7 separate regions of the Homo sapiens genome follow, and all the other regions are linked to region 5. Evidence: chromatin loops called from intact Hi-C (ENCODE). Cell type or tissue: PC-3. All regions are shown on one strand. Region 1 overlaps ROR1 (receptor tyrosine kinase like orphan receptor 1). Region 2 overlaps UBE2U (ubiquitin conjugating enzyme E2 U). Region 3 overlaps LOC105378771 (a long non-coding RNA gene). Region 4 overlaps ROR1 (receptor tyrosine kinase like orphan receptor 1). Region 5 overlaps ROR1 (receptor tyrosine kinase like orphan receptor 1). Region 6 overlaps ROR1 (receptor tyrosine kinase like orphan receptor 1). Region 7 overlaps ROR1 (receptor tyrosine kinase like orphan receptor 1).

Region 1 (4,000 bases), 130 kb before region 5:
CTTTTGGTCCATTAGTTAATCATTACCTCAGTCCTTTGCTGCTCCCATTTTATGGATGAGAAAATAGAAGTTAAATGATGTTCAGTAACTTTCTCATGATCACAAAATTAATAAGTGTCAGATAGTAGTGTTAAAATCTGGTGTGTATTTCCATTAAATAGTCTACTGTCTTCTAAATGGCACATACACATTTGCTATTACCATAATGCTTTTGGTGAAGAGAGGCTGCCAGGCTGGTGGTAAATATACCTGGAAATGTCTCATGCTTTTGCCAGTGGTGAGGCGAATAGGAATCCATCAGTGGAGATCCTACAGGGTCAAAACTTGTGGCCGTGTCTCTCTCTGAAGCCACTGGTGGCCATGGAATTGATGGAGTTCAGCTGAGATGTGCTTGATTTTTCTCACTTAAACTTCAGTTTTCCTTTCAGTGAAGAAAAAAAGCTTATTAAACATCACTTTGTGAGGGGAGATTATTAATATTCAACTTTCTACATAAAATAATCAGCCTTTATTTTAAAAAAATATGGCCTTGGAAGATATTATTTTTCAGGGAAGTTATTCATATTTTAAAATATTTTATCTGTTTTTATTATCATTTTATCTGAGAAGCTGAACACGTGGTTATCTAAAGGAATGGATCTTGAAGTTGAGAACAAAACTCCCCAGAATCAGCACAATCACTTAATGAGCTTGCGAATTGAAATTATCTTTGCTACAGCCCAAGAACTGAGTGGTAATTAGTGTCCAGGGACACGTGGGGAACAATTTCAGTGTTAGCAGTGCCAAGAATCTATTCATTTGTCATTGGTCCCAAATTATATTCAATCAGCAATTCAACTCAGCTTGGAAAAACCAAGTGACATATAGCTAACTGTCTATAAAATTAACACTGTAAAATGAAACTATATTTCTGGCTGTGAGCAGCAGTAAGATGAAGCTATGAAAATATTGCATGTAAATGCTGTCAAGGTTCATTTTAATCCCACCACTTTCCAACCTATGCTTCCTTCCCTGAAATGCCGCCTTGGCTGCCAACCTTCTATTCCCAAGCTCCCTGAAGTCTGGGTGTCGGGGTGTTTGATGAGCCTTTTCATAGGTGAACCGCAGCAGTCCATACTACTGAAAACAAGGGCTGTCATTATTGAAAGAGCCAAAGTGGGTGGCAGCAGCATGGGGCTCAGACTGGAGTTGGGGTTGGAGTCATATGTGGAGGGCCCTGAAATGTAGACAATTAGCTCTTCTGGGGAAAGCACCTGCACGAAATACCCGTTCCCCAAACAAGAGGTTGATAACAGAAGCACTGCTTTCCACTGTGGCTTTGTAGTAAGCATTTCTCCTACTTGGGTAAAATTTTCTTTTTGTTTTCATATTTTGGAATTAAGATCCCTGCCATACTGCCTATCTGACATCTGGTCCCCTTGAAAGAGTCTATGCTATTTTTGGCTCAGGACGTTGGAGGAAACCAGGGCCACTGTAGGTGGGGAGGGTATGTGTGGTTCATCTACTTCTTTCCCACCTGCTTCTAGGACTAGGAAAGAGGTAAGCCAAGGAGGTCTGCACAAACCAAACAATCCTTTTGTCTCTGCTGTGGCAGGGAGATAAACTAGAAGTATGCCTTTGCAAGGTCTCAGTGAGTCAACATCCTGTTCTTGTTCAAGCTTAGTCAGTGACGATGACATGTGGCCATTTGGCAGACAGTCACCATCAGTAAATATGGAAATACGAAAAATGTGCTTATCTCTGTGAAAAGGTGAGGCCAGAGGTAAGGTGAAAAAAAAAAGCCAGGTTTTACAGGCTTGAGTACTGGTCAGCATGGGCTGCCAGAAGGTGTGGAGTGCTAGAGTCAAAGAGACCTGGGTTTGAATTGCAATTCTTCCACTTAATAAAGTTCATCCTGCATTCTATCTCAGATCAATTTTTAGTGGCTACCTAGAGCACTGTGCTTAAAGGACTCTACGACAGATCCCAGGCTTAACAGGTAAACAGAGCCATAATTGATTAAAGATGCCTACACTGGATTGAAGTAGGAGGGATTGACAACTTGTATGCCTTATAGCTAATGACCCTGGGTCCTCTAAGGTCCTGTCCAGCCCTAATATTCTCTAGTAATGTTCTGAGTGTGTGTGTGTGTGTGTGTGTGTGTGTGTGTAGACATAGCCTGAGGGGAGGTTAGTATAACCCCATTACAATATATTAGTAGCGTGGATTAAATTTTCAAAAAACAAGAACAACAACCAAGATTATTTGTATATTACAGTCTATTATTAAAGAGTTTTAACAGCCCGTAAGTACTTCTAACAGTCCATAAGTACTTCATAGTGTATTATGTCCTTTAGATTATTGATTTGTATGTTTGCTTTGATTCATGATGGCTTTGAAAATTATATTTTAAGTTATTTACCACAAATGACTCTCTATATTCAAATACTTAGCTTTCATTTGTCTTGACCTAAAATTCCAATGTAGAGAAACGAATTTCTCTATTCACAGAAATGGTAACAATTCCAAACACGACCAGTGAAATTAGTTACAGGAGCAATGTTGTTCTTCCTTAGGAAGGCTATTAAATTTATTAGTCTAAGACTGGTCTTTCAACAAGAAAAGGAGTTTATGTTTGATTATGTGTGGTCATTTCTGCAGATTTGTTTTCTTGTTAATGTAGTATTTTAGGGGCGAGGTGTATTTTGCCCTTGTTCTTTTTTTTTTTTTTTTGCAATTTCCATTTTTATTTTAGATTCAGAGGGTACATGTACAGGCTTGTTGTGAGAGTATATTGCATGATCCTGAGGTTTGGGCTTCCATTGATCCCATCACCCAGATAGTGAACATACTACCCAATAGGTAGTTTTTCAACCCTTGCCCCACTCCCTCTATCCTTTTGTAATTCCAGTGTCTATTGCTCCTATCCATGGTACCTATGATTTTACTCCCACTTATAAGTGAGAACACATGATATTTGGTTTTCTGCTTCTCTGTTAATTCACTTAGGCTAATGGCCTCCATCTGCATCCATGTTGCTACAAAGGACATGATTTCATTATTTTTATGGCTACATAGTATTCCATGGTATATATGTACCACATTCTCTTTATCCAGTCCTCTGTTGATGGGCACCTAGGTTGATTCCATGTCTTCGCTATTATGAATAGTGCTGTGATGAACATATGATGCAGGTGTCTTTTTGGTAGAATAATTTATTTTCTTTGGGGTATATACCTTGTAATGTGATTGCTGGGTTGAATGGTAGGTCTATTTTTAGCTCTTTGAGAAATCTCCCAACTGTTTTCCACAGTGGTGGAACTAATTTACATTCCCCCAACAGTGTATTAGCATTCCGTTTTCTCTGCATCCTTGCCAGCATCTGTTATTTTTTGACTTTTTTTGTTTTTTTTGAGATGGAGTCTCGCTATGTCAGCCAGGCTGGATTTCAGTGGCACCATTTCAGCTCACTGCAACCTCCGCCTCCCAGGTTCAAGCGATTCTCCTGCCTCAGCCTCCTGAGTAGCTGGGATTACAGGTGCATGCCACCAGGCAGGGCTAATTTTTGTATTTTTAGTAGAGACGGGGTTTCATCATGTTGGTCAGGCTGGTCTCGAACTCCTGACCTTGTGATCCACCTGCCTCGGCCTCCCAAAGTGCTGGTATTACAGGTGTGAGCCACTGTGCCCAGCGTGACTTTTTAATGATAGCCATTCTGACTAGTATGAGATGGCATCTCATTGTGGTTTTGATTTGCATTTCTCTGGTGGTAAGTGATGTTGAGAGGGTTAATGTAATATTTTACATTTTAATTTTCAAGCCAGTGTTTTGAAGTAAAAATCTTCAAATCTGGCCAATAGATTGTTCATTTGGATGGCATCTAAAATGCAGGCGCCTCTACTGGCATCTAGAGCCACCATTCCAGTCTAATAAGCTATGGGATTGCCGTGGTCTCTCTCCAAAGGCAGGCCCTTTGGAAATCTCCTCTAATGCTTCTAACAGCCTATAAATTACTATATTT
Region 2 (4,000 bases), 110 kb after region 5:
CAGTTTTATTGCATGACACTTAGCATGAGTAACTCCATTTTGTTTGGTCTGTTAATGCCTAAGGTAGGTGCTCAGTCCAAAACAATGGTCTCCTATAAATTTTATTTAACATGATAAAGGATATATAATGTTTTTCATTATAATGAAAATAACTTCCAAGTCATAATCTATTTCAAACAATATCTAATATTATGATGTTCCAATAAAAGCAAGTAATTTGGAAAGTTTCTAAGGATTGTAATATGACTTGAATTATATAGTGCATGTTATTGCCACATATCAAGTTAATGAGAAGTGAATGATTTTTAACTTTTAACTATTAACTATTATTAAAGAATGTATGTATAGCTTCTTTTTTTAATATTCTAATTTCAGTGCTCAAAGTTCCAAATTTCATTGGACAGTATTACAAATGGAAGAAAATGGATCTACAGCATCAGAAAGAATGGAATTTAAAGTAAGAAATATGAAGTGCCTTGAATGTGTACATTAACTTGAATTGTCTATTATTCCACTTTCTACTATCCAACTTGGAAATAACAGAAGAAACCCTTGGAAATAACAACTTATACCCTTTTCTCAGTATAAGAACAAGAATAAAAGAAATGATCATTTCTTGCTTTCATATGAACCCAGGTAGGAAATATCTTTGCTACATATTTGCTGCCAAAGATGGAGATAGGACATGATCTGCAGTGAAGAAATCTCGTAATATCCTTCCCATTATTTCTCTTACTCTCATTTCCATCATCCTTATCAACATGTGACTTAGAAATAGCTTTTTTTTTAAAAAAAAGAAAAGCAAAAAACTATATATCATCAATTAGCTTTTCATCCTTTTTGTAGCTCCAAACATTGTTTCTTCTCCCACAGATTTCTCATTCAAGACCAAATATATTAAATCTAATGAAGAAGGATATAGTAAAATACAAACATAAATTATTATATCTTTAGAAATCATTGACTCTTAGACCACATTAAGGAAGGAACCTTAATCTCATCTTTGGTCTTTTGACCCCTGAAGGCAGTTTTTCTGCTTCATCATGTTACAACAAAGATGCCATTTCAGTTCTGTGGTATTGGCTGTGTTGTGCTAGTCATTTTTTCTGGTGTGCTCATTCCAAGGTACTCTGAGTGTGTGACCATAAAGGTAGGGGAATTAAAGATCCTATTTTTTGTGTTTATCTCATTTATCTCAATTTTTAGCTCTTCAGTTTACTGTTAACCAAGTGCCCTCTTTTCTAGATGGAAATACACGATGAATAAAGATAACGTGCTGTATTTTGAATTTCTGAAGCAACTGAGGAATTGAATATATTTTTTTAAATTGAGTATATTAAAATGTAATTCCCTATCCTTTAACATCATATAGTTCAGACTGAGTTTTTCAGTTGGATTTTCTTTCTTCTGTTGATTCTGTAACAACTTTCTTTCAAGCTAAAGTAGAGAAAAGCTTTTGCATTTGATATACTTTTCTGCTTTCAGGATAAATTACAGGAAGTAGAAAGTTTTTTATCCAGCAAAATTTGAAGGAGTATAAGCATGTTTTTTTCCTGAAGGCATGTTTTAAGTTTCTTTTAGAGTTGAAGAAACCTACTTAGAATATAAGGTTAATTTTTCTTTGACGTGACTTCCTTTTTTATTTCCTTTAACAGAACTGTTTTATTTGTTTGATCATCGATTCATTATGTAATGCCAACATCCTGCAGAACCCAAAAATTTAGAAAAAGTAGAACCGTGTCATTTTCAATTTATCCATCCACTTCTACATATGGCTAAAATAATTGTGAGCTGTTTGAGTGCTGGAACATTTTTCCAAATACATTATTTCAAAGTTACAGGTCAAATTATCATGTGCATAGTGACCCTGTCAGAATAAAACCCTCACACCTTATGCCATCTGGTGGTTGATGAGAATATATTTAGATCAAGTGATATTTGCTGCTTCAAAACGCTGGTGTTGATTAGTCAAAAACTCCACTATTTAAATGCAGTTTTAAAAAGATATTATATTTATCTGCATTTTATTGTGGCATAAATATTGACTATGCAAATGTTAGAGGTATAGTAAAATCTAAAAAATCTAAAGAATGGCAAAATTCAACTTCTCTTCAAATAATTATCAAAAGTCTTGTGTTCATCAAAATACATGGGGTATGATAAAGAGGACAATTCATAGAGAATCAAGTAGAAAATGTTTGGGGATCTATGCACATGAGTAATTGGTCTATATTGTGCATGCCATATTAAGCATCTCTCAGTTTTTAATATTCGAAAATGCTTTCCTTACGCTGAAATTTCCTGTTTCAAAAAAACAGGAAATGTAAATTGAGAACCCTGTATTTGCATAGCATTGAAGAAAAAGAGAAACCTGTCTCTCCTGCTACTTCCTTCCCTCCCCTCATCAATCAATACCTTATTCTTAAGCCACACTGAATTCTTTTTTCTCACTATTATTTGGGGACCTAAGACCTCCTTACCACGTTGTACCTTCTGCCTCGGATCAGCAAGGTCTTTGCTGCTGGTGTAGAGCTAGGATTTTGTCAGTTAAAAAGTGGAATGTGGAGCTCTTAAGCGCAGGGGCACTGGAGCCAGACTGTCTGGATTTGAATTCTGGCTCTGCCAATTACCAGCTCTGTGACCTTGAGCAAGGTCACTGATTTTTTTTGTGCCTCAGATTTATCTGTTAAGTGGCAGTAATAAGTGTACCTACCTCCCAGGGAAGGTGTGAGGATTAAATAAATTAATATATGTAAAATGCTTCAAACAGTATCTGGTGCATGGCAAGCACTCATAAAGTTCGCTATTATTCATGCTTTTAAAACTTTACTGTGGCCCTCATTCAATTTGCAGATGAAAAATCTTTCTTTGGAAGCAGCATAGGGGAAGAGCATGAGCTTCAGAGTCAAACAGATGTTGGAGAAATTCTTAACCACTCTGAACTTGTTTTTTTATCTGTTAAATGGAGATAACCTTACCTATCTTGCAAAGTTGTTTTGCATTTGACGCTTATTATTTTATATATATGATTTCATTCGAGATATAAATAAAAATTATATAAAAATGTGTATATTATATATCTGTTACATATATAAAATAAAAATTAATATAGCATCACACATAGGCATTCAATAAATTTTAGTTCCTGGGGAGAGGAGGAGATGAAAGTTCATGCCACCCTACTTTTCAGAGAATAAAAACAATCTGTTGGAAACATGTAAAATTTGTCTTTTCTCAGGTTAGAAAACAACACCTATCATAACTACATTTATTGTAGTTCCTATATGCCTCTGGTTCCTTTTCCTTCTCTACTCCACCTCCATCATTTCTTCTGCCTGGTGAAGTGCTTCACAAAGATGTTGTGAAGAGCTGGCCCAAATGTCTTTTTGTAGAGACAGTCACTGACAAGCTCAGGCATTCACAGTTACCCCATCCTCTCTCTCCATATTCTCTGTTCCCATGTCTTTCAGCATGTGTGATGTGGAAATTCATCTGTTCATGAAGAGGGACCAGGGCAGGGATGTTTGTGTCCCTTTGCATTCTCTGTACCTAGCATGGTGCCTGGCAAATAGTAGGCACTCAATTAATGTTAGTTGAAAAACGCATCCTCACCCTGTTTTCTCAATTAGTATTAGGATTAAATGTGAAGAAAGTTCATTTTAGAAAAATAAAATTGAGTTGCAAACTTTTAAGGTTCATTCTAATGTAAAGATTTAGGATTCTATTTTGGGAGTTCTAAGGTGTAGTTGGAAACAGTGATTGAAAACTGGAAATGTAAATGGCTTTCATGAATATTTTATGCAAAATCTCTAATTTGGCAAGTCTTTGTTACTATTAATAGAAACATTGTCATTATAAGCAGCTCATAAATATTCATTAATCAATTATTTGGTTTGGTGTTCCTTTCTAAAGCCTTTTTTCTTTCCTATTGGCTTGAGTGTCTTTTGTATTCATGAAAGTGCTTTCTTTCCGTTAAAGGATACGAATCTGTAATCTAATC
Region 3 (4,000 bases), 460 kb before region 5:
ATAGCTGAGGTTCATTGTCTCGTGCCAAGACAATTAAGGACACGGACACACGCAAGGAGTGAGTTTAGGAGTGGAGGTTTAATAGGCAAGAGAAAGGAGAACAGCTCTCTGGCTTGTGAGAGAGATGGGGCCCAAATGGGAATTCCGGCCTGTGGCAGAGTGCACCAGATTTTATAGACCGGCTTGAGGAGGTGGTATCTGATTTATGTAAGGCTCACAGATTAGTTGGTCCAGGCGTGACGTTTACATAGCAAGGGGGAAGGCTGGCCACCCCATCCTCATCTTATTATGCAAATGGCCTTTCCACTTGGCCGGCGCCATGTTGTCTGCTTCTTACTGTAAACATGGCTGGCAAAAAGGGAACATGAAGGCTACAGTTTGAACATGCCTAGTCCCAGGTAGCCTTTTCCCATTGGCACAACTGCCGGTATTCACCCTTGCAGTCTTCCAGCTTGCTTATCTATGTCTGCAGCTCAATTTTACAAGCTGCTCTTTGTTAGAAAAGAAAATGATTTGGGGGCTGCTTTTCGTTAAAAGGAAAACCTTGCCGAGAACTTCCTTACCCTCACTATCTGCCTAAATAATTTCTTCTTAACTCCTATATCACTGGGATTACAGGTGTGAGCCACTGTGCCCCGCCACGAAAACCCTGGGCTCTTGGATTCAGCCATATCTGGAACTTCAACTACAGGAACCAGCACATTGCCTTTTTACTTAAATGAGTTCCATGTAACAAAAAGAGACTTGACCAGTGTGGAGCCACATCCTTCACTTGACGCTCGAAGTCAAGGCCCTGTGTGATCTCCTCACCTCACACTACTGTTTTCCTCCTCCCAGGGATCCATCAATGGAGAACTTCTTTTAGTTTTGTTTTGTTTTTTTTTTTTAGATGGAGTCTCACTCTGTCACCCAGGCTGGAGTGCAGTGGCGTGATCTCAGCTCACTGCAACCTCTGCCTCCCGGGTTCAAGCAATTCTCTGCCTCAGCCTCCCAAGTAGCTGGGATTACAGGTGCCCGCCATCATGTCCAGATAATTTTTGTATTTTTAGTAGAGACAGGGTTTCACCATCTTGGCCAGGCTGGTCTTGAACTTCTGACCTCGTGATCCACCCGCCTCGGCCTCCCAAAGTGCTGGGATTACAGGCGTGAGCCACCGTGCCCGGCGTTCTTTTAGTTCTTCAAGCAGGCCAGGCTCCTTCTTATCTCATGGCCTCCTCACATGTTGTTCTTAGCTAATTCCTATACATCCTTCAGCTGTCTGCATGTAGGTCATGTCTTTAGAAAAGGCTTCCCTGACTGCCTGACTAGGCCAGGGTCCCCCTACAATCCTCCTCTCCAATATAAACTCCTGCAGCACCAATGCTTTTCCTTCTCAGCACTCATTGCAGTAGTAACGAATACATTCTTTGTTCACGAGATAATTCCTTATTTACAGTCCATCTTCACCACTGGACTATACGCTTCATGAAGTTAAGGACCATTTGTCTTTTTAAAATTTTTATTTCTTTTGAGACAGTCTCATTCTGTTGTTCAGGCTGGAGTTCAGTGGTACAATCATGACTCACTGCAACCTCCACCTCCTGGGCTCAAGCAATCCTCCTGCCTCAGCCTCCTGAGTAGCTGGGACTGCAGGTGTGCACTACCACATCTGGCTAGTTTTATTTTTTGTAGAGATAGGGTCTCACTATGTTTCTCAGGCTGGTCTTGAACTCCTGGGCTCAAGTGATCCTCCTGCCTCAGTCTCCCAAAGTGCTGGGATTAGCAGCATGAGAGACCACGCCTGGCCACGACCATTTATGTTGATCATCCTTATGTACTCAGTGCCTAGCACAGTGCTTGGCACAAAATAGGTGCTCAGTAAACATTTGTCAAATGAAAAAAAAATGAACGATTGAATGTTTGACTTGGAAACCCATGCCTTCGATCTCCACAGGCTTTGTAATCTAATACACAAACACAGGCAATCCTGATTCATAACGTGACCACAGAAGGTTCCCTGGGGTGGTAGAGAGCCTCATGCATGATTTAGTCAGGTATTTTGAGCTGGGATTCTGTCTGACCAGGCCAGAGTGGACCTTGCTCCCAGGAGATGGCAGTGTTGTGCAGTCTCTGACTCATCAAGGCTCCCACACTGACTTCCCTGAGACCCTGGAAGCTATCGAGCTGGACCTTGACCTCTCAAGCCGTGGACGCCAAGTCCCAGGGCCAGGTTTTTAAAGGAGCTGTGTGTTCAAAGCAGCTGAGAAGCAGAGCCTTTGTTCCAGAGACTGGCAGTCCCCCAATCCAAGATAAACAACCCTCCTCCCCAACTCGAATGATGGATCTGGTTTGGTGTTCTGTTCAAGAACTCTCTTTCCAAGAGTGGCTCAAAGGCTCCTTTGCAGCTTTTAAATTTTACAATCTCTTAGGAGAGAAGACCCAGGCCACAGAGTTGCTACCTCCTGGTGCTTTGGAAGATTCTCCCTATTCATACTTTCTCTCAAATCCCACAGCTGCTACTTGCTGTGAGTGCAGACTAGCACAACCACCAACACGGACCCACAGGTAGACCATCCTGTTCAGATCCTGGCTCTGTCACTTACCGTGTGACTTAGGACAAAGCCCTTACCTTTTCTCAATAAAAAGAATAGTAATACCTATTTCTCAGGCTTGTGCTGAATGATTAATCAAACAGTGCCTGGCACTGTGCACCTGGCACTGTGCCTGGAGCATAGTGGGTGCTTAGTAAACATCGGTTCCCTTCCCTCTCCCCCTCCCACACTGCGCTGCTGAAGGAGCTGGGGGAGGGAATGTGAGAAAGCCTCCGCAGCAGGATTTCACTAGCAAATGTCTAAAAACAACAACCTTCTTCTCTTCCCTGGAGCACCTTCCTATCCCCAGTGTGACTGTAAAGCCAGATTAAAAAGCGCCCATGGTCATTGGAACTCGCCCCAGTCAAATAATCCACGTTACCAGTCCGGTCCATGTCAGCCCGGCTCCTGCTGCTCCCCACTGTGGGGAGCCAGGTGCTCCTGGGAATCCTGAGGTTCACCCTGGCCCAGGGGCCTTGGCTCCCTTTCAGTTCGTTGCTTTCTTTTGTGGTGGAGCATCTGGGCTGTAGCACTGGAAGCGTTTTGGCCCTGCTGCTGGGCCCTTATCTCTGTGCTGTGTGAGCCCCATTCCTGCCACGTCGGAACCCATTAGGGACCACTCTGCTGAAGCTTTTGAAGGAGTAATCAGTTTGTAGAGGGAAGGGGCTGTGCCAAGCCAGGCCAGATGGAGTAAGTAATGAAGGCCCCAGATTAATCTCGCCTGTCTCTTTTTTCCAATATGAAGGCTCAACCCAAGAGCTTGGCAGTCTCAAGACAAATTATACTTGTCAGCTTCAAAGCATAAGTTCCCTTCCAAGCCAGAATGCACTTTCTCTCTTTCTCTCCCCATCCCCTTCTCCCTCTCTCCTGAAATACAAAACGGGAGTAAAAAATGGGGTGCATATGAGATGTTGTGACATTTTTGCATCATCGTAATAATTAGAGCCTCCACCGGGCATTTCCTATGTATTAGGCAACACACTGAGTCCTCTACATGCATTCAGCTTATTTATTTCTCACCATAATTCTACAAGATATATACTAGTATCCCCATTTTATGGATTAGGAAATCAATGTTCAGAGAAGATGATTGATTCAAGGTCACATAGTAAGTTGTGAAGCAAGGATTCAAACCTAGGTTTGTGTTACTCCAACCGCTATGGTATACACACCCTGTAGTTTTCGGAGCTGTTAATCTCTCTAACTTAAGTCTTCGCCTGGAGGAAGAGTCCAGCTCTGAAGCCAAGAACACAGTATCCTGCTTTTTCCCATTGTTAAACATTTTCCCTGCAGTCTTGGGGTGAGAGCAAGGCATAAGGGTTGGGTTCTCAGAAAAACATTTCCGGAGGTTACTTTTAAAAAATCCTAGTCTTTGAGATACAGATACATGGGAACAAAGATCCTGTGGTTAAATAAATTTGGGAACCACT
Region 4 (4,000 bases), 94 kb before region 5:
TGGGAAAAGTTCTTAATGACAGTATGTTATAAAATGCAGATTGGCAGTAGGGACAGGAGAAGAGTGTCAATGGAACTGAGTTCCAGTCCAACCTGTGTACAGTCTAGCTATGCTAAGACCTCTATAAACCTTGGTATCTTCCTTAAAATGGGGCTGGAAAATCCTATGTATATATACAGGGTTCTGGTGATGACAAAATGCAATAATACATGTAAAATGCCTGATAGAATCAGTGCCTAATATATGTTTTTCCCTTCTTCTCCCACCTTTATTAATTATACCTGAGACATAAAACAATCTAAATGCTGGAGACCAGCCACTCTAATTTGGTAGAGATCTTTTCTTAAAAGGAAAAAGTAGTTTCCCTGAGCTTTTAAGAGTGCATTTACATACAATTTGTCTATTTGTAAAAAAGACCTATTCATTAAAATAAGCCTCTAAGTAGCAAAGTGCAAGTTTTCTTAAACTCCTTTGAGTGGCACCACATGCTAACTGGGCTTCCTAAGGAAAGAACTATAAAGGTGGCTGTCTTTCCCCATTAACCCTGATTTATAGGGGGTTTTGCTCTAAGTGCATATTTGCAGAACCATTCTTAATGTGTGTGTGTTCTCTCCCCAAAAAGGAGGCACATTATTGGCCATTTGTTGTCTTTGGTCCAGTGGATACTCTTTAAACCCACTCTTACTACTCTGTAGTCAATAGCCCAAGCTCAGCTTGATGCATTAGTCCTTGTGTTTTCAAGAAAATGTGTTCGGCCAGCACCCAGCCCAGCACAGCACTTCTTTTCTTTTCACTTTTAACCATCATATCCCCTGGTTTCCAGCAGGTTCATTCACCCAGAAAATGTTTATCTTCATTGTGCCACCTCGGTACTTAACCTGGGGCAGAGGTTTGGATACTGGGGAGTGCAAGAGGAAGGGTTGGGTTGGAGGTGCGGTTTCACTCTTTATCAGTTATGTGACCTTAGGCAACACACTTAATGTCTCAGCATTGGTTTCTTCTTGTAAACAAGGGATTGTAGTGGAGAATACTCCTGAGGATTTTTGAGGAATAAGTTAATTACAGGGTTTAACAGGAAGCCAGGCAAGAATCAGGGGTCAGGAAATGGTAGTGATAGTTACTGTAGCCAGGTGTTCTCTTATTCACTACACAGGAGAATCATTTGGAGAAGGGCTTTTAAAAATGCTCATGTCTGGATTCCATCCTCGAACAATTAAATTAGAATCTCTAAGGGTGGGACCCAGGTATCAGTATTTTTTTCTGGAATACTTTTGATATTCCAGAGATGGATTAAATCCTTTAACCCCCACAACATCCCTAATGGGTAGGTATCATTATTAGCCCATTTCACATTTGAGGAAACTGAGGCTTAGAGAGGTTAAATCACAGCAAGTAAAAGGTGATGCTCAGATATGAAGCCAAGCAGTCTAGCTCCAGAGCCCATGCTCTTGGTTGGTGTGACGCAGTCTATTATTATAAGCAGTGCCTCCAGTGAGATGTCCGGTGAGAACTAAGATCCAGCAGGTGGGGTCATCCGATGGTTTCGGTCCCTTCATACCTTCAGGTTACCCACCTCCTGCTTTTACCTTCAGCTCTGTGTGTTCAGGACTTCCCAGCAGCCCTGTATCAGATAATGAACTGTGGTTATTCAGAAGTCCCCCGCTATTTTCGGCTGATTTTATTAAACTCAGCTTGTGGCTTGAACTCAAGAATGTGCAAGCTGATTTAGATTATGCTTTGCATTGAGTTTATTAAGATAAAAAATATTTCCCGAGATAGTGAGTCAGAAGTATTTATGGTGAAGTGTGCTGAAAGTGAATGCAGGTTGATAGCGTGAACAGAATGTTCTCTCCAAGTCAAATGCGATGACCTAACTGTGTTTGGCAGCCTTCCTTTATGTTTAGCTAAGCATTTCATTTCATGTTGGGAACCTCCTCCCTCTTCTGAAAAGCATCAGTCATGTGGGAGGCTAGGATTTTGGCATGTGCCTCTTTTGATACCAAGACCCAGGCCCTAAACCTAATTGTGACTGGCTCCTCGGCTGACTGGCTGGGTTGCCATGGCAATGGACTGCTCAACTCTTTATATCTCAGTTTCTCTCACCTGTCAAAATGGGAATATAACACTTGGCCCCACCTTCCTCCCTGAGGAGAGATGGGGGCACTTTGAAAATTAAGTAATAAATGTTGGGAAGGATTTGTGGATTTGTGGATGTGACATCTTGTCAAGTGGGTAAATAATAAATGGGGTGTCTCCAAAGCTAATTTGCCTAAAATTCACTTGAGCCTTCCATTTACTTCATCAACCAGCGTTTATTAAATGCCTATGAAGTTCACAATAACACATGAAGTGCTGAGGGGAATACAAAAAATGTAAAAAGGAGGAAATAGAGTCTCAATTCCCAGAGAGGTCATAAAATAACTTTTTTCTTGCAGTTTGCTTTTTCTGGTTCATTAAGCCTCAGTACAGACCATGCCTGCACTGTATTTAAAAAGCTCATTCTCAATGATGACTTCCAGTTACGTCATAAGCAACTAGTGGTGATTTAGTTGTTTTCAGTACCAGTGGGTATTGTCACATGCTTGATGGACTCATAAAAAGGCAAGAATATTTTTTAGTTCAGGTTATGAGTGGTGCAAAGGACAATGAAAGACTACAGGTTGGATTGATTGGGAATCTGATTGCATCAGAACATAATATGGTCTCTGCTGTTCAAAGGCGTGGGTTTGGGTCCTGGCTCTGCCGCTTTCTGGCTGTGTGACTTTGGGAAATTCCTTAACTTCTCTGTGTCTCAGTTTCCTTATCTCTAAAATGTGGTCAGTTTTAGAGTCTACCTCATAGGATTGTTGTCAAGTTTAAATTAAAGTGTGTAAGATGCTCAGAATAGTGCCTGGCATTTTGTAAATGCTCAGAAAAATGTTAGCTATGATCATCACTTTCCATTGTTAATGGGAGAAGATGGTGGCACTAAAAGGATACTGGCATTTCATTTTCCTACATTGTAAAGGTAACAAATCCTTTTTAATTCAGAGTCCTAAACTTTTGCCCAGATCTGACACAATCGCTTGGGATTGCCCCAAAGCCCCAAACTGCTTGTTCGGAAATAGAAAACATGCCATCCAAGCCACTCTGCTCTCTGACTCATACCGTTCAGGGCCTGAGCTAACCCATTTTGTTCTGAAAGCCTTACACCAGTCTAGGACCCTGAGGGCTGGGAAAGGGCAGCTATGGAGTGTGATGGAAACAGCGCTGGGCTTGGTGTCCAAATCCTGGCTTTGCCTTTTATTAGCTGTGAACTCTGGGATAGGCTGTTAAGTCCTCTGAACTGCGGTTTACCCATCCTAATTGTGCAAAAGCAATGGTGGGTGAAACTGCTCAAACAAATTCAGACAATGGCACCAACGGTACCAAACTAGTGGTCACTGTACATTCCACTGCCATATACTTGTAGTTGAAAAGAAAAAAAAAGCCAATTGCACTTAAGAATATCTTCCATGGAGCAGTAAAAATTATTAATTGTATTAAATCTTGACCCTTGAATACATAGATTTTTAATATTTCATATGGCAGATGGGCAGTATACGTAAAGTACTCCTGCCAAGTACTATGACTGTCTCAAAGAAAAGCATTTGAGTTCTGAGCTGAACTAGCCACTTTTACTTTAAAGAATGACCGACAGAAAAATTATGGTTAGTTATTCTTGAATATTCTTTAAAATGAGGAAAATGAACCTGCCGCTTGAAGGAAACAGTAGTATTAATTGCCAATAATAAAATTTGAACTTTCCAGAAAAAGTTAGAATTTTGCGAAACTTTTAGCCACCATCACGAGCTTGACAACTTCTTCCCAATCATAACTGATGGCACTGGTGGTGATATTAATGCATTTGAATTTTCTATATTAGATAAGTAAGGGTGTCCACATTTTGAAAACGAACGTAACTCAGTAAACCAGTGTTCTCTAAACAGGCAATGCATGATGTTACAAAATCGTATGTAGG
Region 5 (4,000 bases):
TTTTTTGTGTTCTTTTTTAAAAAATCTGTCTCCCAGGAGACTGAACAGGATAGTAGGAATTCTGGGAATAGTCAAAAATTTAATACACCTGCAGTTCTAAGCCTTTGATAAGAAATGTGCAGCCAAGGAATTGCATTCCATTTTATTCTGAAAAAAAGTATTCAAAGAGTCTTTTTAAGAGTCTTGAACTGGAAAGGTGGTAAGAAGTTTAGCCTAAGCCTCACACATAAAATATGGGAACTCCCAGTAGGTTGGGGATTTATATCTGGGGGTAATTCCAGGGTTTTGTCCTCCCAAGAGATATAAATTGAAGCCTTGAGAGTTTAATGTGGGGGAGAAAGAAGTGTTCTCATAATGACACCTTAAAAATCCAGGGCTCTGCTAATGCCTAGGGATAGAAAAGCATCATCTGTAATAGCAGGGGGGTGGCATGGGGGTGTATTCTGGTCTCTGTACTTAGGTTTCCAAGATCCAAGTGTGGGTCATCAAGAACCTTCTTTCTCCCCATAGGTTTATGGTATTAGTTACCCAATAAAAGTTGGGTTAATTTTACAACCCAAGTAAAATTTAAGCCAAAAAGGCTTCAGCATTACTCTAGGATTTATGAAAGTAAACATGTGGAGTGCTTGCAGGATTGTGCAACAGTAAAATTTCAATGTCTTTATGTCAGGTATATGATATATTCATTTGTATGTGTATTTAAAGGTTAAGTTTTTAAGAGCTTTGCAACACAAACTATTTTCAGTACTAAACTGAAGATACTTCCCCCACTTTCACCTTTAAAATGATTCTTTTAATGAATGGGAGTAGAGAGAAGCAGAAAATTAGTGTCCTATCAGGTGATTTTTCCACTTGGTTTGCTCCTATACTTTGACTTTCTAGACTCCTACGCTAGACCTTCAAGCTGGGAAGTGAGCACCACAGCACTAACCGCAGTGCCTCTTACGATGTGGGAGCTTAGTAAATAACTGTCTTTTAAATAAATGTCCCTTTGGTCATTGTAAATACTTTAAGAATAGCCATATATTATCTCTACAATTTAAAAAAGCTTTTACATTATCTGATGGGATCATAATGACTTTCCCATGTAGGGCAGAGAAGTCAGTTACTGTGTCCAACTTGTAGATGAGAAAATTGTGGCTCAGAGGGCTCAGACAGCTTGCCTAAGGATGCCCAAATGTTAAACTCAGGAAGAGAATTTTGTTCTCCTGACTTTGCTCTGAGGGATTTTTACTTAGAAGAAACCAAAGGGGAAAAACGGTGTATTTTTTTTTTTTTTTTTGAGATGATATATTGAGGAGGAGCATCCAGGGTTGAAGTCAACTTATACACGTGGCAGGCAGACTTTGGTTTGGCTATGGTCTGCCTTTGAGAAACAGCTGGATGTTCTGCACTCGAGGGATCTTGTGCTCATCGTAGGCCCTCGTGGGAGATGGTAGCCTCTGCCCTTTCAGGTTGAGCCTGCCATCTTGGGTCTTCATCTCCAGCCTTAGATCTCCAGTCCTTTTACCTGGCACATGAATCATGTCATTTCTGGTGTCCCTCTGTCTTCAAGATGAAATCTATTACCCCTCCTTATAAAAAAAGTCTTATAATTTTGAGGCCGCAAAATTTTAATAAGACTATTTTTTTAAATTGTAGAGAAGCATGAAAGCAAACTTTCCATGGACATTTTCTCTAGATTTCCTTGGATTTAGTGACTCAATTCAAACTCTCCAGACTATGGTTTGCCCTGGTCCTCTTTGGGCAGGGTAGAGATAATGGAGGTTCAGCAGTGAAGAGTCACCTAACTGGGCTACCCTCGGGTTTCTTTCCAGCTGCACCCAGCTTCTCACCCCATGGATCCCCCTAATTGACGTGTCAGTTGGAGTGGATCTGTTCGCCCACGCCTTTGTAGCAAATGAAGCAGAAATAATCTGTGCTTAAAAAACAAAAAACTGTAGAACATGTGCCCAGATTTCCAACTCATTTCCTCTTTACTCCTATAACTACATCATCTTCCAGCCCACCACCAGCTGCGAAAATAAAAGCATTTTCTCCCATATTTAAGGATGATTTTGTGCTTCAGGATGACTTTCTGGGGGTGTAGGAAACTTGACCAATGTGACCAACAGATGTTTTAAGAACTGAGCAAAAGCCCAATTCCTTAGCCCAGTCTTTTGTATATTGTGCCCAACTGTGCCCCCTAGTGACTATTTAGGGTATCGCGCAGTCAGAGCTTGCTGTGCCCTGTATGTATGTGGTGCATCAGCTAATGTCTGTCTATGCTTTCTTTCAGAGATGAGTATGAAGAAGATGGATTCTGTCAGCCATACAGAGGGATTGCATGTGCAAGATTTATTGGCAACCGCACCGTCTATATGGAGTCTTTGCACATGCAAGGGGAAATAGAAAATCAGATCACAGGTAGGTAGCACCAATGAAATTATATTTGTCCCTTGAATAACTATTTTTCTCGCCAAAAGTTTTATTGAGCTCCTCTCTTGACAAAGGATTAAGCTCAGCATGGAGGTTGGGAGCAGGACCATAAAAAAGCATGAGACATGATCTCTGTGCTCTGGAATTTACATTAAAGTAATTTATTGAAGGTTGCTCTTAGAGGAAAAGGAAGCTTTGTGAAATCTCACATTCATTCAAACACTCAATAAATATTATTAAGTGCTTTCACCGTACCAGGAACTGAATCTGAATGGGAGAGGTGATGGTGTGTAAATAAGCCAGGTACGTCTCTGCCCTCACAGAGCTTACTGTTTAGAAGCAACATGATGTCGACTGAGAGGGGATGAATTTAGAGTTTAGAGTTCTGGACACTCATCCCAGAACTATTATGACAGTGAACTTTGGGGAAATCGCTTACTTTCCCAAAAAGTCCCCTTCTTCATCTGTGAAATGAGTGATGAAGCAAGATGACCATTGGTCTCTTCTTGCTCTAGCTTTCAATATTTCACTCTTCATTTTTCTTAATTGAAAGTATCCTTTTGATAGAAATCTAATAGCGAAGCACTTACTAGCACACATGAGTTAAAGTAGCATAGGCTGCCTCATAGGATTTTGCACGCATCGTTCTGGTGGTTACAGCAGCTTTGTCCCCTTCCATTAGTGTAGTTATGATGCCTCTGTGTCACGTATCCTTTGCAATCCATTCACATTGTCTTCATGACATTCTAATGAGGTTGCCATATCTAGCAAATAAAAATTCAGGATACCCAGTAACATTTGAATTTCAGATAAACAACGAATAATTTTTTAGTATAAGTATGTCATAAATATTTATCTGAAATTAAAATGTAACCGTTGTCTTTTTCTTTATCTGGCAACCCTAGGGTCTAGGAGAGGTAAGAACAAACCCAAGGCAGAAACATAGAACAGCAAAAGGCCCAGAAGCTATGTGGAAGCTATGTGCTATGAGGAATGTGAAGGAACTGAGAGGAGGCTGGGGGGAAGAGGGAGGAGGACTTTTTTTTTTTTTTTTTGAGATGGAGTCTCGCTCTGTCACCCAGGCTGGAATGCAGTGGCGCGATCTCGGCTCACTGCAAGCTCTGCTTCCTAGGTTCATGCCATTCTCCTGCATCAGCCTCCTGGAGGACTTTTTAACCAACCAAAAGAAGCAACTGTAGGAATAGGTAGTTGCCATTTTCTGAAGCCCTCATTTCAACAGGAAGAGAATTCTGAAATTTCAAAGAGCAGTAAGACTGACAGGGAGGAGCTGTTAAACACCCATTTCAACCTAATGTAAGAATGCCTTAATGTACTTTTAACTGAATATCCACAAAAGCAAGTAGACATTTTGGGCCAGGCACAGTGGCTCACTCCTGTAATCCCAGCACTTTGGGAAGCTGAGGTGGGCAGATCACTTGAGGCCAGGAGTTCGAGACCAGCCCGGCCTACATAGCAAAACCACATCTCTACTAAAAAACAATACAAATATCAGCTGGGTGTGGTGGCACATGCCTGTAGTCCCAGCTATGTGGGAGGCTGAGGCATGAGAATCCCTTGAAAC
Region 6 (4,000 bases), 220 kb before region 5:
AAGGTAGAGTTTTCCTATGAGCAGTGTTCATTGAATTGGCTTTTTTTTTTTTTTTTTGCACTAGATAACTATATTAATTTATTAGATAATCTTTTTATTGTTTCAGCAAGATAGAGGAAACTTACACAGAGACAGCAGAGCATAATGGGTAAGCATCTGGGTTCTTTTGGAAGACGAGATATTGGTTTCCATTGGCCTTGCTACTTCCTGTCTTTCTGACCTTGAGTAAATTACTCTTCCAGAGCCTGTTTCTTTGTTCAATTGGGGATCATAATAGTGCCGCCGTCATCATGCTGTCATGATTAATGCACCTAAAGCATTTAGCACAGCTGTCAGCACTTATTGAGTATTGACTAATTATTAGCGATGCACAGTGATCTATAACTTAAAGCTTCGTCTCAGAATATGCCTTCTTATGATCTGATAGTAATAGGAATCAGCAGAAAATAAGGTGGTTCAACTATCCGGGAAAACTACCAAATATCCGCTTAGCAGAGGCAAAATAAATGTAGCTTAAATGCAGCTGAAAATGCTGAAAGCTGCTTTTGTTTCTCATGTTATAGAAATGCAGTTATTTTTATTAAAAGTGATGGGAAATCCATCTGTAATCTCCTGTCTTTCTTTTATCTGTTTGTAAAAATAGCTCAGTAAACCCATAAATGCCAAGACCCTGTTCAGTGTGAGAAACATTGTTGGGCAGGATGGGAAAGTTCAAAGAAATATCAGATGCAATCCCTGCTTTGGTGGAATATTTGGTGTAACTTGGAAAATTAAATGGAAAAAAAATTAAACAACAAAACAGCACCCAGCTGCCAAATAAGTGAGGAAGGAAAGACCTCAGGCTGAAGCACTGGTGATGGGAGGAGGGATTTATTTGAGCTGGTTTTTCAAAGGATGGGTAAGGAAAGAATAGCAGGAAGGCGTCTCATAGGTATGGTTTAATGGTAAGAGCAAAGTCAGTGTAGTGGCAAAGAACAAGGCAAGAGGGTGGAGTGGTTAGCAAGTGAAGGCTCATTAATGCTTAAGGCTACCTTTGAAACAGAAGTGTCTGTCTGACCGGATTCAGGAGGCCTGTCCATCACGCCATTCTCCACCACCATGATTCATTACTCCAGAGTCTCTTATCTTCAAATCAAAAGCAAGACGAGAGGCAGATACAGATATGAGGAAGTGCTTTGCTTTTCGCTACTCTGCCAAACATAGTTTACATACCAACACTGATAATCTGTCAGCCCACCTCTCCTGGACACTTAATCATTTCCCTGGAATCCACTGGAATAATTTTTTTATGCATTACAAAGTATGCTTCAGAGTGTCTATTTCTTAAGATAAGTTTGCATTCCTTTAACCAAGTGGCATTCCCACAAAGCCCCAAGGTGGCCCGTGTTACACATTCCTTCTTACAGCCAAAGTGGTCAGTTAGGAAGGCAGCTACCTTCATGGCCTGTTAGTAAGAATGTTGGACACTTGTTGGGCATTTACTCTGTGGGAGACACTGTTCTCAGTGCTTTACATGTCCAAATTCATTTAACTCTCCAGAAGAGGGAGCAGTAGGAGAGAAGGGTGATGAACAGACCCTACAAACGGACTAAATTATTAAATAATGAATCAGCAATTAGTTCTAAAAATGTTTATGTAGTGCTTACTGTGTGCCAGACACCATGATTAAAGGACAATCGAAGTAACTCGGTAATCACCTCTGAACTGCCAGTATGGGTGTTTTATCACCTTCCATGTTCTGTGTTGACGGTTTATTGAACACATTTTGAGTTCTTCAGGGCAGTGCTTATTAAATTCAGCGTGCGTTTGGATCGCCTGGGAATCATGGTAAAATGCAGATTCCGATTTGAAAGTGCTGTGGTGGAGCCTGCGAGTTTGCATTTCTAACAAGCTCATGGGGGTGGCGACGCTGCACATCCAGGTGACCTCTTGAAGTAGCAAGATCTTAGAGAACCAAGTAAATGGCAGAGGAAATACAAGCAGGATAAGACAGGAACATATTGTCACTTTCACACCAGAAGAGGCAGTAGGCCTGGATTTGGCCCCAGGCCCCAGTTTAACATGATCATTATGGTTGTTGTCGCTACCATGTGCACCAAAGGAATCTAAGAGCTTGGAACCTTAAGGCCCAATGGCACGGTTTACAATGCTAACACACCTTAAAGTTAAAGGAAGAATGTACGCTATCCTAGGAACATGACTGATAAGGTGCGGCAGAGAGAGTGGGGTGGGGCGGGTGGGGTGGGAGGCTAGAAGTCAGGAAACCTGTGTTCTCATCAGGGCTCATTTACAGACTTGCTATGTGACCTAGTTTAATCACTGAGCCTTTCAGTGTCCCGATATCCTCATCTACAAAGCAGACTGGTAAACATCTGCTCTGCCCACCCAGGACTGCAGAAGTGAGACAGGATGCACAAAAGCTCTTGGGAAAACCAAAGAAACACTGCAAATGTGCATTTTTATAATTAAAAAATATAGAGTCTGTCTTCAGCAGTAGGCAGGAAAGAGGGGGTATCTCAGGAGCTCCCACTTTGGTTTATGTCTCTCTGAGGGCTTGTTATGCTTCTCAGCCTATTCTGTATTCAGGAGATGCATAGAGCTTCTGGCTTCATGCTGTTTCAGAGCAGCCCACTTCAGCCTTTTCTTTACCAATAGAAACCCCTAGACTATCACAGCTTGTCCTTCTTGCACTGAACCCATTAAGAATAAAGAAAGTCTCTGGGCTGGGGAGTGGAAGTGAGGGACATAACATTTACTGAGTATTTTATGTGAGTTATTTTACTTAATCTTCACAACACTCCTAGGAGGAAGGTAGTCTGAATTATGAAATTGTTCCAATTTCATAGATGAGGCACCTAAAGCTCAGACAGGCTCACTTGCCTGGGGTTTGGTTTTGTTTCTCTTTGTAAAAGGTAAGTCTTTTCAATTTAGTAGGTCAAAACACGTGATTCTCTCCTTTTCATAAGACTATAAAGTTAGCAACCTCTGGTATCTGGTTAACAGTTCACTTTGTGCAGGTTATTCCAGAGGTAGATAGCATGAGTTTATGTCGAAGCCCAGGATTTTGTGCCAAACATCCGTCTCTTTGCAACAGAATTGGAGAATTGTTCCAGAATTCTTTGAATTCTTAATTTGCAGAATTTCATAAAGAGTTCTACAGCTCACTTTTCCTAGGAATAGAGGAGAGCGGCAACTGAAGACAGCAGGCTTTTTCTTTTTAGTATTGATGATGATGATGATGAGCTTTAACACAGCTTATCCAGGTAATCCTCATGTAGTGCTGTGATGTTGATGGTTTTGTTACCCATATTTTAGAGAAGAGGAAACTAGAGACTTAGAGGGTTAAGAGACTTATACACAGCCTAACTATTCCAAGTGTTTAGGACTAAGTGGACTTTAGTCTTGGTTTTTCCAGCTCCAACTCTGAGGGTTGTTTCCATATTCCCCTGTATTACATGGATTAACCAGTGTTAGTGACCATCCGGCTAAGAAATTAGCAGTGGCTCTCAGTGGAAAAGAGCTACTTGATTCTAATGATAGTAATAATGAAAACAACTGCCAGCTTCCTGTGCTGTTGGTAGGGCCTCCTGGGTTGGCCCTGTCACATCCCATCATGTCACGGGGCATGTGAGATCACGGGGCTGAAATAACCCTGGGCGACTGATGTAAAACAGATTGCGTGTGACACCTGCCCTTGGGCTTCCCAGCGTGGCACTTCAGCCCCTCTTGGCTCAGAAAGCATTTAATATACCCACAGAGTGCTGGGTTCCCCCCCAAAACTTTCTGCAAACTTCCTTGTAACTCTGGAACAGGATCCCAGGCCATGTGGAATCTTGAAAAGGTGATTGACACTGGAGACGCAAGGTCCTGTTGGTTTGGGCTGGTTACTCAATGTCTTTGAGTCTCAGTTTTTCACCTGCAAGTGGGAATAAGGATAGTACTCCGTTCTCTGAGTTGTGAGGGTTAATTGAGCCAGTGGTGCCAGATCACAGTAGGTACC
Region 7 (4,000 bases), 200 kb before region 5:
AGCTGTGACTATAAAGCCTGTGTTCCCACCAGCAAATGTCATGCAGTGTTGAACATACACATCCCAGGTGAGACATGCCCTCTGCCTGGACTGAACATACAAGACCCAGAGCAAGTTCCGCACCTTCGTGTCTGGATGTGGGGTCAGTACAGCTTCTGCACAATGAGCCACAGTGAATAAGGAAGTACAGAGAAGCAGGGTGAGGGCTGATGGGAGCACCAAGGCTTGGGAGCTGGGCTCTGTCTCAGATTTGGCCTCCAGCTAGCTGCTGCTTTGCAGGTGCAGGATTCAGTTTGGGTTGTTGGTGGTGGTGAGGAGGTATGTCAGGGAGAGCAATAAAGCAGTGATAAACATCCCTCATGGTAAATCCCCTATGGTGAACATAAGGGATTTGATGATAAGAACGAGGTCAAGATCCTGTAGGTGAACTCCACTGGTATGGACCTGGGTGGCCGGTATGGAGCAAGAGGCCTTGAGCTTCCCAGTAAGGGCCTGGCTCTGAGCTAGACCCCCCTGGTTTGAACCGAGCCATACCAGTCACCCTCTGTGTGACTTTGGACAAGAGACTTACACTCATTAAGGCTCAGTTTGCTCATCTGTTAGATGGGCATGATGCTGGTGACACCAACCTCATGGACTTGCTGTGTGGATCAAAATGGTATCAGACCCATACAATCTTCAGCATAGTACCTGGCTCCTGTAGTAAGCATATAACAAATATTAGGTGCTATCATTGACACAAAGGCCACATTTTACCCTCAACTTCATTTATTTCCTAAATGGATCCTGTGGGATGGTTTTGACAGATAAAACTGTTTACCAAATTCTTACCCCGTGACTTGGACTTGCAAGGACTGCAAGGCGGAATCTAATTTAACACTTATTTAAATTTAACAGAAAGAAAACATTTGGGTTGGCTTTGTCAGGGTTTCCTTTTTTTAAAAAAGTATATTTTACAATTTTGGCTTTTGAGATATCAGGGTCTTGAGGGACAGACAGCTTACGTCTAATGTCTGGGCCTGAGAAGATCCTGTAAGAGACAGGTCTGTGGGGTCAAATTGGCCTTTCAGACTGAGCCTGCCATAGATTTTCTGAGGATTTAGATGATGTGAAGGGGAGTTAACCCATCCCACATTGTAAATTATTTTTTCAAAGGAAGGATGAGGGAGCCAAGTAACAATTTATCATGCTTCTTTTACATTTTGACTCTGCAAGAATTTAGCAATCTGCCATCCATCTCCAGCTCTGTTTGATTTGGGAGAATTTTTTTTTTTTTTTTTTGGGTAGAGGGGAGAATGATTGTAAACCAAATGTTGAAAAGTAGCCTGTTGGTTTTTTGTTGCAGTGTAAAATATGGTTCAGTAATTCATTGCCCAACCTCCCTCCCCTGCCAACACCACCACCAAAGAAACAAAAACTAATGTCCCTGCTCCTGGACAGCAAGAGTTAATTTTCAGCCTTTGGTTAGGAAAACAGAATGGAGGGAGCTGTATGAACTTTATGCTTATAGCTTAGTTCTGCAAGCCCAGGAGATCATTGGTCAGCATCAGATGAGCTAAGATGCAGTTCTGCAACTGCTGAGGACCAGGTCCTGTTTACCAGCAGAGGGCACAGCCTGTGCCAAGGTACAGCTAATGGGAAGTCAGAGACAGAGTGAAATGGTCAGGTTAATTGTAGAGGGTGGCACAGATCAGGCCTAGGTGTGCTGAACTAAGTAAAATCAAATTTCTCTAACGGAAACCCCAAAAAGTTATTAAAACACAACCTCCCTCTAATCATTTACCACATGGTTTTTAAATTCTGTGGGTAGTTTACCAAGAAGGCCTCTTAGGATTATATATAATGTCCACATACTTGATTACTGAGAAAGGAAACCAAGACTATATTTAATCACAAACTGTACAGTGTCAGAAAAAGTCCTGCTACCCTGTCTTGTCACTGCCCTGAGTGGCAGTAATTTATAGCTTGAAACAGCAGCTGGAGCAGGAAGGAGCCTTTAAAGCAGTCACATTTGTTGGTTAACTTTGGTTAACCCAGAGGTCAAAAGCAGTTTCTGTCTAGCACATTAGATAACTTTTGAAACGTTTGACATATTGCAGGTAGCATTACAGGAACATCCACACTTGTGATAAAAGGAGTTATTTATGAGGTAGCTGTGGTTTCAAATGTAAAGGAGAAAAAAAAGTCCTTCAAATTATGAAAGCTTTGGTAAAAATCCCAAGTTGGATGTTGCTGGCATTTCTGAGAGGGTGAAAGGGAGATTAACCAGGAATAAAATGGGAAAGTCCATTTAAGTACACACTGGCATCCCAGTGGCATTACCTGCTGATTGAAAGACCGTTATGGAGAAAGGATTAATGCCTTCAGCCTTACCATTAGTTGTCTTTTATGTCATGAGTTGCTATGAAGAACTCTACTATTGGTGCTTTCCAGCTGACCTCTTATTGTCCAGAAATAAGTGAAGAAGATCTATTGGTTCCAAACACATTATCACGGAGCACTTGCAATCTATTCGTTTTCTGCCTTGGTTTATCAAAGCTAAGCAAGGGGTGCTCTAAAGTGAAAAGGTGGAGACCTTAGATTCAGCTGCTTTCTGAAGTCTCTCCTCTTCTCCCACAGAACAGTCATTGTGGTATTTCATAAAAAATGCATGCTTTGGGGGGAATAATGACTGTTTTCTAAAACACCCTTACCTTAAATGCTTGAAGGTTTTGCTGGAATGCTAACCTTCCAGCATTTAAGGAATATATGACTAAGTTAAGAATTATTTTTTAACGCATGTTATGGGAAAGTTGAAGTTAATTGGAGAGAAAGAAATTTAACTTGACACCATTATATTTCTTCTTCCTTCTTTCCTTCCTTGTCTACATTCAAGTCACACACCACACAATGTAGTGATCTGGGAACTGGCCTTGGAATAACACATCCTGCCGATGCCATTTTTAGCTAGAGATCTGGGGCAGGTGATGTTACCCTTCTGAGCACTTTCCTTAGCTCCTTGTAAAGTTGCTATCAGGAACAAATGAAGTTCTATGTATAAGAGTCCTCTGAACATTTGCAAAGTACTGAGCAAATGTACAGTGGTGAATATAAATTCCCTGAGGGCAGGGGCCGTCTCTGATTTAGGCCTCTTCATATTGCCATTACCAAACACAGGGCCATTTGTTGACTCAATGAGGCAATCAGCCAGTAGACAACTTTATCTCATCAATAGCCCAGTTTTTATTATGTGTCCAGTGTGTTTCCTGTCTGGAGCTTTGATAGTTTTTAGAGCTAGAAGCCAATGATATGGTTGAGAAACATATCAATTAGGAGATGTCTGATAATTGGCCAAGGAATTGGGCCAAGATGTTATTAATTTTCGGCTTCCTTCACTTGACTATAAGCTCCTCCAGGCCAGGGGTCATGTCTCATTCATCTTTCTATCTCTTAGTGACTGAGGTTTAGCACAATGCTTTGCACTTCTCAGTGAGCCGGCAGTGCTTCTGGATGGAATGTTCAGTGGCCCTGGGCCGTCCTTTTACTGCCATCCCAGACCCATTGCCACTCCCTGTTCTGAATTGAGATCTGAACTTCAGCAGGTTTGTGGACTTGCTCTTCTTCCACTCTAGGAATGCCCTTTCAGGTACCAACACTGCAAGATGGACCCTTCTACATTCTGCAGTGAGTTCATTGCATAATCTCTATTGCCCACTTTAGAGCGCAGACATCCTTCTAACTTCTGCAGATGTCATTGAAGTTGTTTTTTTTTTTAATTATATGGCTGAATCATTTATACATGTGTGGTGACCACATCTCATCTTCTAGTGCAAGCTGCTCTGGATAGCCATCTTGGGCATGGCTGGCTCAGAGAAGTGAGTGGTCCTAACGTTGAATAGAGAAAGGAAGGAGCCACATTGGCAGTACAGTTGTAAATCAGAGCCTGAAGGTGCAGGTGGTTTTGGGAAATGAGAGTTTTCTGAACCTAGAGGCAAGAAGAAATATGTCATAGAGGAAGTTA

What was found. Hi-C counts contacts between places; a loop is a spot of excess contacts. Peaks named below come from ENCODE experiments on the same cell type or tissue, not always from the same donor. Only the 100,000 strongest peaks of a DNase experiment are listed, where the experiment ranks them.
Region 1: it touches region 5 in a loop (4-fold over the local background); 2 of 110 quality-filtered maps call a loop at or near these places.
Region 2: a loop joins it to region 5, with 6 times the contacts of the local background. A loop is called at or near these places in 26 of 110 quality-filtered maps.
Region 3: it touches region 5 in a loop (11-fold over the local background); 33 of 110 quality-filtered maps call a loop at or near these places.
Region 4: a loop joins it to region 5, with 2.8 times the contacts of the local background. A loop is called at or near these places in 20 of 110 quality-filtered maps.
Region 6: it touches region 5 in a loop (4-fold over the local background); 52 of 110 quality-filtered maps call a loop at or near these places.
Region 7: a loop joins it to region 5, with 14 times the contacts of the local background. A loop is called at or near these places in 51 of 110 quality-filtered maps.

Annotation. Positions count from the first base shown.
Region 1 is chr1:64,005,261-64,009,260 of GRCh38, forward strand. The region is part of intron 1 of ROR1 (receptor tyrosine kinase like orphan receptor 1); the gene reads left to right. Among named protein-coding and RNA genes, the nearest start is that of ROR1-AS1, 100 kb to the right of the region's middle. RefSeq lists an enhancer at 1,457-1,751. In PC-3, no CTCF peak of the experiment used is centred here; a DNase peak (open chromatin) is centred at 1,661; H3K4me3 peaks cover 384 bases; H3K27ac peaks cover 2,317 bases.
Region 2 is chr1:64,241,277-64,245,276 of GRCh38, forward strand. UBE2U (ubiquitin conjugating enzyme E2 U) reads left to right here. Exons shown (of 10, transcript NM_001366232.2): 8 at 376-457. Among named protein-coding and RNA genes, the nearest start is that of UBE2U, 40 kb to the left of the region's middle. In PC-3, CTCF peaks have their summits at 1,896 (motif pointing left) and 2,095; a DNase peak (open chromatin) is centred at 1,895.
Region 3 is chr1:63,672,502-63,676,501 of GRCh38, forward strand. The region is part of intron 1 of LOC105378771 (a long non-coding RNA gene); the gene reads left to right. Among named protein-coding and RNA genes, the nearest start is that of PGM1, 81 kb to the left of the region's middle. RefSeq lists an enhancer at 2,465-2,966. In PC-3, a CTCF peak has its summit at 2,091 (motif pointing right); a DNase peak (open chromatin) is centred at 2,030; H3K27ac peaks cover 1,307 bases.
Region 4 is chr1:64,041,025-64,045,024 of GRCh38, forward strand. All of the region lies in intron 2 of ROR1 (receptor tyrosine kinase like orphan receptor 1), which reads left to right. Among named protein-coding and RNA genes, the nearest start is that of ROR1-AS1, 69 kb to the right of the region's middle. In PC-3, a CTCF peak has its summit at 1,599; DNase peaks (open chromatin) are centred at 1,857 and 3,117; H3K4me3 peaks cover 635 bases; H3K27ac peaks cover 3,251 bases.
Region 5 is chr1:64,135,091-64,139,090 of GRCh38, forward strand. It overlaps ROR1 (receptor tyrosine kinase like orphan receptor 1), which reads left to right. Exons shown (of 9, transcript NM_005012.4): 5 at 2,279-2,406. Among named protein-coding and RNA genes, the nearest start is that of ROR1-AS1, 25 kb to the left of the region's middle. In PC-3, CTCF peaks have their summits at 2,179 (motif pointing left) and 2,380; a DNase peak (open chromatin) is centred at 2,181; H3K27ac peaks cover 1,406 bases.
Region 6 is chr1:63,919,449-63,923,448 of GRCh38, forward strand. The region is part of intron 1 of ROR1 (receptor tyrosine kinase like orphan receptor 1); the gene reads left to right. Among named protein-coding and RNA genes, the nearest start is that of ROR1, 150 kb to the left of the region's middle. In PC-3, CTCF peaks have their summits at 1,528 (motif pointing right) and 1,736; a DNase peak (open chromatin) is centred at 1,233; H3K4me3 peaks cover 932 bases; H3K27ac peaks cover 1,695 bases.
Region 7 is chr1:63,933,761-63,937,760 of GRCh38, forward strand. All of the region lies in intron 1 of ROR1 (receptor tyrosine kinase like orphan receptor 1), which reads left to right. Among named protein-coding and RNA genes, the nearest start is that of ROR1, 160 kb to the left of the region's middle. In PC-3, CTCF peaks have their summits at 1,609 (motif pointing right) and 1,808; no DNase peak of the experiment used is centred here.